Regions from separate parts of the Homo sapiens genome. Here region 2 is linked to region 1. A link is a loop called in an ENCODE intact Hi-C map of the cell type or tissue named here. Cell type or tissue: tibial artery. All regions are shown on one strand.

Evidence for each region. Peaks named below come from ENCODE experiments on the same cell type or tissue, not always from the same donor. Only the 100,000 strongest peaks of a DNase experiment are listed, where the experiment ranks them.
Region 2: a loop joins it to region 1, with 4 times the contacts of the local background. A loop is called at or near these places in 56 of 110 quality-filtered maps.

The regions. Positions count from the first base shown.
Region 1 is chr1:176,842,462-176,844,961 of GRCh38, forward strand. It overlaps PAPPA2 (pappalysin 2), which reads left to right. Exons shown (of 23, transcript NM_020318.3): 23 at 1-2,500. Among named protein-coding and RNA genes, the nearest start is that of MIR488, 190 kb to the right of the region's middle. In tibial artery, a CTCF peak has its summit at 1,450; no DNase peak of the experiment used is centred here; H3K27ac peaks cover 427 bases.
Region 2 is chr1:176,374,021-176,376,520 of GRCh38, forward strand. No RefSeq gene overlaps it. Among named protein-coding and RNA genes, the nearest start is that of PAPPA2, 88 kb to the right of the region's middle. RefSeq lists a silencer at 1,077-1,176. In tibial artery, a CTCF peak has its summit at 1,127 (motif pointing right); a DNase peak (open chromatin) is centred at 1,150.

The DNA of each region.
Region 1 (2,500 bases):
AACAAGCCCCTCCCTCCACTGCCTCAGAGGCAGTAAGAAAGAGAGGCCGACCCAGGAGGAAACAAAGGGTGAATGAAGAAGAACAATCATGAAATGGAAGAAGGAGGAAGAGCATGAAGGATCTTATAAGAAATGCAAGAGGATATTGATAGGTGTGAACTAGTTCATCAAGTAGCCCAAGTAGGAGAGAATCATAGGCAAAAGTTTCTTTAAAGTGGCAGTTGATTAACATGGAAGGGGAAATATGATAGATATATAAGGACCCTCCTCCCTCACTTATATTCTATTAAATCCTATCCTCAACTCTTGCCCTGCTCTCCGCTCCACCCCCTGCCAACTACTCAGTCCCACCCAACTTGTAAACCAATACCAAAATACTAGAGGAGAAGTTGGCAGGGATACTGTTAATACCCATTTTGAATGGATTGCCATCTTTCAGAGCTTGTCTGCTCTCAACTGGCTCTTTTTCTTTTTGTGTAGTTTCCCTTAAATAATGAAGTTAGTTATTAATTCTTTATAAGTATTTAAACATAATTATATAAATATATTATATATATTATATTTTTTGCTGTTTACTAAGCTAAAAATTATTCATTGTTCCACACATGCTGCTGTGAAGTTCACATTCAAGATGAATGTTGAGACTTTGAGGACAGAAAGGCAACTTATTTTCCCATCTTTCTATGGATGCGGATTGGCAGGTTGAATGGGAAGTACAGAAGGAGAGAGAGTAATTAGATGGAATTCTGGATGCTAGCATGTAAAGCTAATCATCTTTTTTTTTATGACCTGGGAGCTGGGCCCATTTTATGACCAAGGAGATGGGGAGTTGGAATGGTGGTACTAAGAGGCATAGGAAGTTGAGTGTGAATACCATTGGTGATGGGTCCAGGAGAACTAGACTATGGTTCTTGAATATCTGTCCACAAAGAATATACTAACTTTTGTCAACTTCTCAGAACTCCCAACTGGAGTCGGTGAGACCTAGGATTTTCTGCACTTCCACACATGCCTGTTCCAAGTGTGGCTGTCAGCCAGTCAACAAGTTTGTACTATGGCCCATTCTCTGATCACCAGGATTACAGGAACTCACACACTCCTCATACTTGGCCTGTAGTCCTACTTCTTGTTAGAAGTCTCCAAGTCTGGCCAGTCACATGACCAAGTGTTGATTTTTCTGGAGGAAAAATTTTATGGAAATGATATAGGGGAAAGGTGGGAGGAGATGAAAGAACAGGCAAGAGCTGTCAGGGTTAAATCCAGGCCCGGGCATGAGAATGGAAGTGATCAGGGAGACTCGGTCCTTGTTCCAAGTCTCCAAAGAAGACCAAAGTGGGTCCCTTGAGCAATGAAGAATCTGAGATAAATTCTCTTCAAGTATCATGTACAAAATCTGTGAGCCAGAGATTTTGACTTGAGCAAGCCATGGAAATGCATGGAGCAAGGGTGACACTCTGTGGGGAGACAGAAGAATTTCAACTATTTAATGTCCATTTTGTTGTTTTTACCCTTTCTTATCCAATAGATGGAATGCACATGAAATGACCATATTAAGCCTCTCTCTATTTACATCCCAGGCTCACTGGGATGTGATCTACTGCAGTTACATTTTCTTGTAACGGTTTCTGGATTAGACCCTAGGGAAAGTGAGTAAGGAGCCAGTTTCTGTTTAACATTCTAGTTTTACTCATTTTAGGAAGGCTGTGAGTGAGGCTTGTCTCCTTTAAAGTTTCTTCTCCAATGGAAACCAAGAACAGACAAAATTTAGAGCTCAGCTGTGGTCTCTTCTCATCTTCTGCTCTTTTGCTTTGACCACAGTTTTTCTACTCTTCCCATCAACACTAGAGCAATGGCTGTGCAAATAGGAATAGGAAATACTACCACAATGATAGAAATATTATCCACACTATCACGTAGGGAAGAACAATATCCTGAAAGAGAATAAAACACGAATAAGGTGATGTACCCACATTAATCTGTGGGTTTGTGGAATGAGGGTTGCAAAGTTATTGGGAAAAGGAAAGAGCAGAGTTCACCCATTCAAAAAAAACCTTTTGTCTACTAATCTCTAGTGTAAAGAAAATGTAGTTCAGATACCATTCATTGTCTTGGGTCATGCTTAGTGCCCCCAAGAAGACAAACATATTTATTCTTGGGATTCTGATAGGCTTCAATATGCAAAGGACAATGGAAAAGTTTAGACACTCTATTTTCAAAATTTTATAAACTTGTTTTATTGGGGAAAATGTCCAAATTGCTAGACACATTCTAAGTTCTGCCTTGGAGAATCCTACTTTGTCTGAGATTGAGGCAGAGGAATTGTTATCCTGGGCATTACTCAGCTCAGGAACATGGAGCCTGTGGTTCATGCCAGTGTGTGTCTTCATGCAGTCTCTCCACAAGAGCAACAGTAAGAACATTTCTGTTTTAAATTTCATTTTAAAATATTTTATTATCTGCAATTCACCACTGCTCTGGGAAAGCAAAAGGAAAGTTCCTG
Region 2 (2,500 bases), 470 kb before region 1:
CAGAGTGTGGTAAATTTGCTTTAGGCAAAGGAAACTCATGTACAAAGACATGTAGGCATGATAAACAGAAGTATTAGGAGATTGGTTTGGGTGGAATGTAGTGTCTATATAAAACAGCAGAGCAGGATGAGGTAGGAGAGGTACGTAGGGGCCAGATAATAAAAGCCCTGTATCCCTTATCAGGGATTACCTGATAATCGGCAGAAAAGAAGGAAAAGGCACAAAATCAATCACCTTAAGGATCCCAGGATGGAAGATGTGGAGGACTGCCAGGTGGACTCTGGCTATGCTGTTGAAGGTCTGCTTGTTCAGGCTATCTTTTGTTCTTTTAAATTCCTTCTCCAGGTCATGCGAAGTTGTCATTAGGTCCAAAGCTGGGGAGTGGCTTGGTGAACACAGACATGAAGGTTAATAGAGCAGTTGGCAAGGCAGTTTGGAGGAGAAACTGGAGGCAGAAACATCAGGCTGCAGCAGTGACATGGACATAGAATGACAAGGAACTAGGTGAAGGTCAAAGGCAGGCATCCAGAAGAAAACTATCATTATAAAATATTTGTATAGCCAGATGTGGTGATACGTGCCCGTGGTCCCAGCTCCTCGGGAGGCTGAGGAAGAAGGACTGCTTGACCTCAGAAAGTTGAGGCTGCAGTGAGCCATGTTTATGCTGTTGCACTCCAGCCTGGGAGACAGAGTGAGACCTGGTCTCAAACAAAACAAAGCAAAACAGGATTTGTAAGGGTAACATGACAAGGCTAGCAGGATAAGAATATAGTATTAAGAACTTTGTATTTGAATCTGAGATCTGTATCTATTTGATAATCCATAATAGTATGTCTTGTTTTAACGTATATAGTACTTTACTGAATAGTAGGTATTTTCATTTGATCCTAATGTTGGCATTGTATTCCTAAATTTAATAGAAGTGAGGCTAAGAGAGGTGATTAGGCAAACATCACACACTAGTAATAGTGCAAGATTGTAAACCCAAATGTTATAATTTTGAGTTCAGTAGATCATTTTGCTACCTAGAGAAATCCTGGAATAGTTTCTATCTGGAAGGATTACAGTTGGCTCACGTTTGGCTCACTTAAGGAACTGCGTATCTCAGAGATGGTGCTGTTAGGCCACATACAGACACTCACCGCCAGAGGGTGCCCTTACCCCAAGAGAAAGTTGGCAGTTCTTCCTACAGTTGAAGGATTCTGCTAGCTTTTCTTTTTTCAGGTTGTTTCTTTAGAAGTTGCAGAATGGAGAACTGAATTGTAGTAGCCCAAACGCTGCAAATCTCGGAGCAATGACCTGGAGCCTCCCACAGCTTGTGTCAGAGAGGCAAGATTTGTTAGGGAGATGCTTAATTCTCTCTGAAATAATCCCAGATTATGCCTGGTGGAGGAAGAAAAGAGGAACAGTTCAGAAATTAGATAATTCTGGAGATGTTTGGAGATAAAAGGAGTAATTCTTGTGATTCTAACGCAGGAGTGTAGGGTTCTCTCCAGGGATGATTCTTAGTTGATTTGTAGGTACTCTTCGGTAGATATTCTCAAAGGGTCATATTTTAAAATTTTGATTTTGCCTTAATAGGACAAATACTTTTTGCAACGTTATGAAGGCAATAATCTCAGCCTTTATTCTTATTTTTGTGCACAGGTTCATTTCCTATTGCTCTCTTTCTCCTTTCCCTTCTTTTCCCCTTTCTTTTCTTCCCTTTTCTCTTTCCTTCTTGGCTTCCCTCACTCATCAAAGTTATGTTAGCAACGGATAGAAATTAATTTACCTTGTGGTTGAAGTAGCTGATACTGGCTTAAATGTTAAGCCTAGGAGTATATGCATAGTTATAACAGAAATTAAGGTTCTTAAACCATGAAGTTAGAGCTTAACAGTGGATAGAATGGCATCTAGTGTGCTTGGGTGGTGGAGTTTTTTGAGGGGGACCGGTAGTTTCTCCCCGGAGTTTTAATATATTATTTTCTCATGAGCAGTCCTGTATATGACATGTACTTTATGACTATCCCTCGGACTCTCCTGGTCATGTCATTTGTTGTCTGTTCATAGGGAAAGTGTGAAAAGTGCATAATAATCAGGTTTGGAAAATTTGAAAAGAATCTCCCTTGCTCCCTATGCCCTCCTCTCCTCTTCAATAGCCACCCTTTCAGGAGCCCTAGGAGGATGGCAGGAGCAATCCAGGGCCTGAACAATTGAGATGATTCTCTTGGCCTCCACTTACTTTTCCTCCTCTAGGCATGACCTCTGGGTTTGGTTGGAACAAAAGCAGACTCCAAACATCACTTTCTTGGTGCAGGACTCAGTTTGGAAGGTAAGTCTGGACTCAGTCTGGAAGGTGGAGCCGAGGACACCAGATTTATTACACTCATCATTTTCAATGGTTCCTCTCTTGAAATTCTTCCATAGTGTTATGCTTGAGGAGAATTTGGACTAAAATAATGACACTTAAGTTTATACCCTGAGGAAAAAAAGAAGTAAGTAATAAGAGGCTGGAGGC